3 separate regions of the Mus musculus genome follow, and regions 1 and 3 are each linked to region 2. Evidence: chromatin loops called from intact Hi-C (ENCODE). Cell type or tissue: heart. All regions are shown on one strand.

The links. A loop is a pair of places that touch in the nucleus more often than their neighbours do. Peaks named below come from ENCODE experiments on the same cell type or tissue, not always from the same donor. Only the 100,000 strongest peaks of a DNase experiment are listed, where the experiment ranks them.
Region 1: a loop joins it to region 2, with 2.5 times the contacts of the local background. A loop is called at or near these places in 7 of 42 quality-filtered maps.
Region 3: a loop joins it to region 2, with 5 times the contacts of the local background. A loop is called at or near these places in 7 of 42 quality-filtered maps.

The regions. Positions count from the first base shown.
Region 1 is chr5:105,414,421-105,416,920 of GRCm38, reverse strand. It overlaps Lrrc8b (leucine rich repeat containing 8 family, member B), which reads right to left and starts at 1,146. Exons shown (of 5, transcript NM_001033550.3): 1 at 1,009-1,146. 4930542N06Rik (a long non-coding RNA gene) reads left to right here and starts at 1,745. Exons shown (of 2, transcript XR_389449.3): 1 at 1,745-2,500. In heart, a CTCF peak has its summit at 1,380; a DNase peak (open chromatin) is centred at 1,230; H3K4me3 peaks cover 1,847 bases; H3K27ac peaks cover 1,863 bases.
Region 2 is chr5:105,518,334-105,520,833 of GRCm38, reverse strand. Lrrc8c (leucine rich repeat containing 8 family, member C) reads right to left here and starts at 1,363. Exons shown (of 4, transcript NM_133897.2): 1 at 1,204-1,363. In heart, a CTCF peak has its summit at 1,474; DNase peaks (open chromatin) are centred at 1,043 and 1,513; H3K4me3 peaks cover 2,500 bases; H3K27ac peaks cover 2,500 bases.
Region 3 is chr5:105,404,176-105,406,675 of GRCm38, reverse strand. It overlaps Gm26519 (predicted gene, 26519), which reads right to left. Exons shown (of 3, transcript NR_166586.1): 3 at 1-1,282. Among named protein-coding and RNA genes, the nearest start is that of Gm32051, 3.9 kb to the left of the region's middle. In heart, a CTCF peak has its summit at 1,525 (motif pointing left); no DNase peak of the experiment used is centred here.

The DNA of each region.
Region 1 (2,500 bases), 100 kb after region 2:
TGTCCTGGAAAGCAGTTATTGTTACTATTATCATTGTCATATGCAACAGTAGTAGTACTTTGGAGGGCACTGAAGCCCCAACCTTGCCTTTGCTAAGCCTGTTGGGGCTACACTCTCAGTCTCTAATTTCTTAACGGACACTGAACAAATTATCTAAATTGGTTTCACATTTACGATATTTTAAACGTTCTCTCTTATTTTTATATAGCAGTTGTTTTTGTTTTGTTTTGTTTTGTTTTTTCCTGTTAAGTTCTCAGACAAGACCAGAATGTATTCAAGAAGTCCATACGCTGGTATTGACTTTTAAATTTAGGTTTGTCCTCTGGGGTGGGGGTGCAAAGGGATCCTAGTGGTAGTTTTTCTAACCACACATCAAAGTCTTCCACAAACACATGACTATAAGCAACCTACGGACTTTGGGAAGTCAGTTGAGGACACGGATTACCGAGCCTCTTCCTTCTGACCTGTCAGCACCTGCAACCTAGGAGGAGGAACCACCGAGTCTTTAAATGGAAATCAGTTGACCCCTTCCAGCTCAAACGCTAAAATCACAGCTGTAGGCCAGTAAATACCCCAGAGCATAAAATGTCGACAGGAGGCTCCAGGGCAGGGGGCAAACGGCGGGGACCTGGTGTGGACCCCCTCGAGCGAGCGCCTTCACTTAAGGGGAGACCAGGGTGGAGAGGGAGGGCCTTTCCCTTCGGGGGCGGGGAGGGGGGTGGTGGATACACAGGTGCGTGTTCAGCCGTAGGGACAACGAAGGCACCGCCTGGGCGCGGCCGCCCCCTCCTCTCGCCCCATCTGACCCCAACATCCAGGAGAGGTGCCCGCAAGGGACCGCGCCCTCCTTCCCCCGGGGGCGTGGGAGCCGGGCGACCGCGGCTTAGCAGGTGACTGTGCCACCTGCCCGCAGCGGGAGACCCAGGTGAGGCGCCGCCAGGTAACAGCACCTGCCCTGCCGCCCCCACCTGCTGCTGCGCTCCCCCTTCCCCCGCCGTCCCCGCCTACCTTCGTGTCGGAGCCCCCAGGCCCGCGCTGCCCGGCCGGCCGGGGCGAGCCGAGCGGCCGGCGCCCGCACTCCGGCGGCTGCGGCTCAGCGGGAAGCCCCGGCGCTGCCCGGCTCGCCGCCCCGGAGCCGCTCCATTGTGACGCGGCGCGCGCGGCCGGCCAATGGGCGCGCGGCGGCGCGAACCGCTGACTAAGTTCGCGCGCGGAGGAGGAGCGGAGCGCGCGGGCTGCGCAGGCTGCGCAGGCGGGAGCCGGGGACGCGCAGCGCCGCCTCCGAGCCGCCCTTACCCGGATCGCTCCGCCACCCGGCCCGAGAGTCCACCCGGCCTTGGGACGAACCGCGGGGGCCGGTGACTCACCCTCCTGCTGCACACAAAGCGCAGCTGCCACCTCCCGGAGCCAACGCCATGCGGCCGCCCGGATGCACTCGCCCAGCCTGGCATCCGCGGTGCATGGCAGCCACACGCCTCGCCAGGAGCTGGGGCTGCATTCCAGAAACCCAGGAGCCGGGCCTTATGGCCGTTCCCCAGGCGCTCCACCCCAGCAGAAGACCCCTGCCTTCTCACGTGTGCACCCCTGAGAAACTTGTTATTGACACAACTTACTCTACCAGGAAGGGTGGGGTGTGCCGCGCAGAGCCTGCCTTAGTGAAGTCCCTTTAACGCTCTTTAAGTCGAGTGACTGGAAAGGTTGTAGGGCCCCTGGGAAGGAGGAGAAACTAAGCAGCTTCTGGGCCTCCAATACCATCTTTTTCTTTCCAGTGTCTTTATCTTCAGCGTGAGGTGACAAGATAGAGGGAGTACACATAATAGTATTTCATTGAGGATGGTCACCTGTCCCCCATCCACATTCTTCTCCTGTTAATGGCCCTGTATTTGAAGAGTAACAGTGTGCCTTGCAAGTTAAGCAAAAATTTAATCCAAATTCAGAACTCTGGGCTATTTAATAGTTCTATCCTCCTCCTCGAATCTTTAACTCCCCCACACCCTCCCTGTTCTGTTTTAAGCTCAGTCTTTGTCCAGGTTATTTCTAGCACAAGGATTCAATTCAGCAAGATTTGTATCTCTTAGTTGCTATGGTGTTCCCATCCCTAGGTAACAAAACACTCCCAGAGGAGTAAAAGAAGACAGCATTTGAGTCACCTGATCAGTTGGGCACCCAATACCTCCACACACTACGAAGGTGTGGAAGACTGCGCTGTATCCAGTAGCGACCAGTCATATCAGAACTCCAGCCCGAACTGCCCTGGAAGTCACTGCTATACCCGGTCCTTGTCCAATTCACTCTGAGTGGCAGTTGCATTGAGTCTGAAGCAAACATTGAAAACACTGTGAGGACTAACGGCTCCACAGCTAAGAGCACAGACTGTTCTTGCAGAAGACCAGAATTCTGTTCACAGCTGCCGACAACTCCAGCTCCAAACGTTCTGACACCCTCTTCTGGCCTCCAAAGGCATCCACACATATATGCACCTACATATATGTGCTCCCAC
Region 2 (2,500 bases):
TCTTAATGTCAGTCCACTCTACATCCTTGTCCAAGCTTCAGCAAAGCACTGCATACTCGGCAGAAATGTGACCGTTAGCTAAGGCCACACTTCATATGCTACTGCAGTCTGTAGATGTGAAACAGCACCTCTAAAGGGTAATAAGGCTCTATGAGCCAAACCTGGACACTCCCACAAAGATCAATTAGTCTTATTTTTCACTTTAAGGAGGATGGGAGCCCAAAAATGTTTCCTAACTAATTTGTTGCGAGTTTAAAAATACTTAAGGAGTTGGAAACTCAGTAAAGCTCTGCCCTCAACCTCTAATAAAACATCCGCATTAAGCATGGGGACTAGATGTGGGCTGAGCCGTTGCAAAGAAAGGTAACTTGAAGGATTTTAAAATAACTGAAATCTGATGTACACAGCCAAGTGTTGGGGGAGGGAAACATTAGCTGCTGGAAAAAAAGAAAGGCTTTGGCGTCTATAGAGCACACCCTGAGGCTCCCAAGGGGCTAACTCCATCCCAAACACCTCTACGCTGGAGAAGAGAGAGAGAGAGAGAGAGAGAGAGAGAGAGAGAGAGAGAGAGAGAGAGAGCCTGCTAGCCTGCTAGGGTCAGTTTGGGATGAAGGCAGAAATCCTGGCCGCAGTTGCTGGCCTAGACACCTGGCCTCCAGGGTCTTAGGATGCAGAGCAGCCCCCTCCGGCCCCTCTGGACTTGCAGGTGAGCGGACTAGTGCTCACTGGATCTCTGTGTAGACCTTCGATTTCCCCCTCCTTCCTCAAAAAGTGTAACTTCAGGCATCTTCCAGGGAGGAGAGGGGGTTGGGGAGAAGAGCAGAAAAAACAGGCCCCAGCATCTCCGGGGGTTTTGAAGGTAGGGAAGGAGAATGGCCATCCCTGCAGCAACCGCGTTTTCTCCTAGTACGCCCCTCCCCCAGTCCCCAGAACCTAGCGGCCAGGCTGTACTGGGCTCCCGGCTGGGGGTCCCTGGCGCGGACGCCAGGGCCCGCGTGGGTTGGGTGGGGTTGGGGTTAGCGGGATCCCCGAACCGCACGCTGAGTAGGCGACCACAATGTGCCTGTCCCAGAGCCCTGGGGAAGCAGGGTCACGAACGAGGGAGGGTGGACGGGTCCAGGCTGGGGCGCGCCCAGAGAACCGAGGCTAGTGGCAGGGTGCTGGCCGTCCCTCTCCATCCCTCCGCGGGTCCCCGGCACTTACCTCTGGGGGCGAGGGTATCCGCAGAAAAGGATGCCAGGGCGCGGCGAGCTGTGTCCGGGTTGGGCTCAGCGGCGGCAAGCGACCGCGGCGTCGCTGCTCATGGCTTGTCGCGCTCAGAGTGCTGCGGCCACGGCCGCGGCGGCGCCTCGGTCCTCGTCTTCTTCGCGGGCTCTGAGCCGGGACGCAGCTAACGCCCCAGCTCCGCAGCCCTGTTCCTCCTCCCCGGTGCCTCCCCGCCTGCAAGCGGAGCCGCCTCCAGCGCCGCCCCGCGCGCCGCCTGGCCCGCGGCAGCCAGCGCCGCCCAGCGCCCAGCCCCGGGGTCGCCGTCGGCTGCCGAGCCGCCGCCGCGGTGCCAGCCCCGCTGTGACGCAGGCAGCGATGCCCGGGAACTTCCTCCTCTGCCGAGACCACCAGGCGTCCAGGGCAGGCGGGCCCGCGCTGGGCGGGCCCCGGGTTCCCCACCGGGAAATCAAGCCTCTCCGCGGCTGGATGATTCCGCTGCTCAGAGCTGCCTACCTGGTTGGCACAGCAGGGAAGATCGGTCCTCTGCCTCCTGTGTGCAACCCTAACAATGCCAAAAAGCGGGTGGTTTCTGTGAGCCCGCCATCCGCTCTTACACCGCAGCTCCTCCCTGGGCTAAGTTGAAGCAGAGCGGCTGCTGCTAAAAATAGCCCTCCTGGGAACTCCCAGAGGGTCAGGTTGGAGATAACCCCTCCCCAGAGAATGAAAGGTCCAGGAAGCGGGTGGAGAGGGGGCGGTGGTATATATGAGGGGAACAGGGAAGAACGAAAAAAATCCGATGCCCGTAGTTTACAAAGCCTTAAGACCCTGGGCAACCTCAATCCCATTGACCAGCTGGCAGGAGTCCCTCGTTACTGGACCCTGCAAGATGGGCTTCTGGGCTTTGAGCAGCAGGTGCCGTTCCATATGAAAGCTCCGCCTACGATTTTGTGTGGGCAGAGGTGGGGATCGTGTGTGTGTGTGTGTGTGTGTGTGTGTGTGTGTGTGTGCAAAAGAGTTAACAATGTGCCCCGAACCACCTGTTGTTTAGACGATGTAGGGGAGGGATTCTCTCCCAGCCATTGATCTGAGCCTTGGGTTTGTCTGCCTATCTCTCTGCCCAATTATAGTTTAAAAGCACAAACTAGCATCTTGAAAGCTGGCATCTCCCTAAAAAGAAAAATTGCCTATTGGGGGAAAAAGTGCAGATAAGATCACTGTAGCAGTCGAGAGAGAGAGAGAGAGAGAGAGAGAGAGAGAGAGAGAGAGAGAGAGAGAGAGAGTTTGTCAGTAACCA
Region 3 (2,500 bases), 110 kb after region 2:
TCAGAGGCCTGTGAGGTGGGCAGATGAGTGAGTGCTTCGTAACTGCAGATCGCTGACATCCTCTGGAGGAATGATGTGCAAGTGTGTTTCAGGAGACTGGAAACCACAGCAGTCACATGGGTGCATATGTCTCAAAATTAGTGTTTTGTTCCCAGGAAGCAATAAATGAATGAGTGAATGAATGAATGAAATGAGATTTGAGACTGGGGACCCATACCCCTGTCTTGTATATTCTGGGGTCACTCTAGTACTTTAGCCTCCAGTTCTGCCCTCATGAGCTGTCATAGTTTAACTTGTGAGAGTTCCAAATGAACACACATAAGAGATTGGGGTCTGCAGACTGGAGAGATGGTTCAGTGATTAGAGCGTGTCTCCCAGAGGACCCCGGTTCAGCTCCCAGCAGCCATGCTGAGTGGCTCACAGCCACCCATACCCAACTTTAGTCCCCCAGCACAGACACATAATTAAAACAAAAGAATAGATCTTAAAAACAAAGACTAAGGTTCCGAAGGGAAAAAGAGAAGGGGGGCTAATTAGTGATGATAAAGTAGAGACATTTACTGTGAGCTAGAAATTGTATTTACTACAGCGTTACTATGTATGGAATGACTCTTTGATCTTATCTCTTTCCAACCTAGCAGTCATGTGACTTTGAAGCGCCATATTATCTTCAGCTTTCTTTATTGACATGAGAATTGGACTCAGAATCCCAATCTGGAGGTTTAGGCACAATTCAAAATGCCACTTGGACTCTGAAGCAAAGTTGCTACTCTGGGCTTTGGCTAATGAGCTCATTGGTTCTTGTCAGGTTTCTTGTATCTAGATACAGATACAGGTGTCCTGTATCTAAGTTTACCTCTTTTTTTAAAAATTAATTTATTTATTATATAAATGAGTAACACCAGAAGAGGGCATTGGATCTCATTATAGATGGTAGTGAGCCACCATGTGGTTGCTGGGAATTGAACTCAGGACTTTTGGAAGAGCAGCCAGTGCCATCTCTCCAGCCCTAAGTTTACCTCTTAAAGAATAAATTTTGTGGAGGATTAAACAAAGCGTGTGTGTTACTAGGGAAATTCTAGGTATGTGCTGAATCCTGGGTTAGCATCAACTGTGATTGTGTTCTTGACTAAGTCTGGCCTTATACATACAGGTAGAGGGTGTAGCTAGGTATCTCCAAAGCTCCTCTGATCCGACTGCTATCAAACAAGGAGGGCTGGTTCTTCATATGCATTGAGGCTGGAGACAGGGAGACACCTCCCTTGAGCCTGGGTGCTGTCTTCTGTCAGTGAAGAGGAGACAAGGTAAAGACCTTTGTTAGACTATAAACTCCTTAAGTGTTTCCTTGTCCCCTAATGTCGTGTCTGGGAGCAGTGGACGGCCAGTAAACTGATAAAGAAAGTATCAAAAATGCCACTTTACCAGTTGTGTGGTAGCGGGCCTCAACTGCTTTCTTAACCTTTTTAAGCTTTGAAATGCGTAACATAAAATATGTGTAAGGCTTTGGCGCTCTCTGGTGGACAGAGTTATACCGCAGGAGTCCTTGGGTTTGCTTTTCAGACTCTAGATTCTGACTTGTGTTCAGTATTTTAGGAGCGAGTTGTGTCAAATAGACACATTGCACTATGTTGCCAGTGTGGATGTGGTTCCTTGTCATGACAGAAAGTGGTTCATATGCCAGGGGTCATTGCTTTGTCTCGTATTACTGTCCTTTGTCCAAAATGTTTGCTTCTAAAAATTTGTAGAGTGGGTTCCTTCATTATTCTTCATAATAGTGCAGTACCTAGATGTGAATGTGAAGGCTGAAAAGGCTAGGCTAAAAAAAAGAGAATAGGAAACACTGCAGATCCTCTACTGAGGAGTTGTATCTAGAGTGGAAAAAGGTTGGAGCAGGAAGATTCTTCAGTCTGAAAAGGTGCTTGCTGTTAAGTCTGACAACCTGAGTCCAAACCTGGAAGCTATATACTAGGAGAAAACAAACTACTGCAGCTGTACTGTGACCGCCCCGTGAACACACACGCACGCGCACACACACACACACACACACACACTTTAAAAAAATCCAAGTGTTGAGGCATTTGTATGCCACAGAAGCATTGGAAAGTGTTGGTTTGAATCATTAACCAGAACCCCACTATTCAAAAGCAAAAGTTACCATACTCAGACCCAGAAACCTAAGCGAGCTGGCAGGTTAGTAACTCCAGCTACAAAGTAACCCAGTTTGGCCTGTGAATGCTGTGAGAATTGTAGTTAAGACATCTGGAAGGCCTTGGACACGCTTTCTAACGTTTCCTCTGCTTTCTCAATGAGAATCAAAGAACGACAGTGTGATTGGAGGCGTTGTTGATTGCTTGGAGTTCACACTGTGCTTTGTCCCGTTACAATGTATTTTGTCAGATAGCATTCAATCTTTGTTTCTGGGGTTGCAGAGGAAGTGACTGGATCAGTAAAATAGATTCAGAAACCACAGCTGGATGAGGACAGAAACCATAGCTGGCAC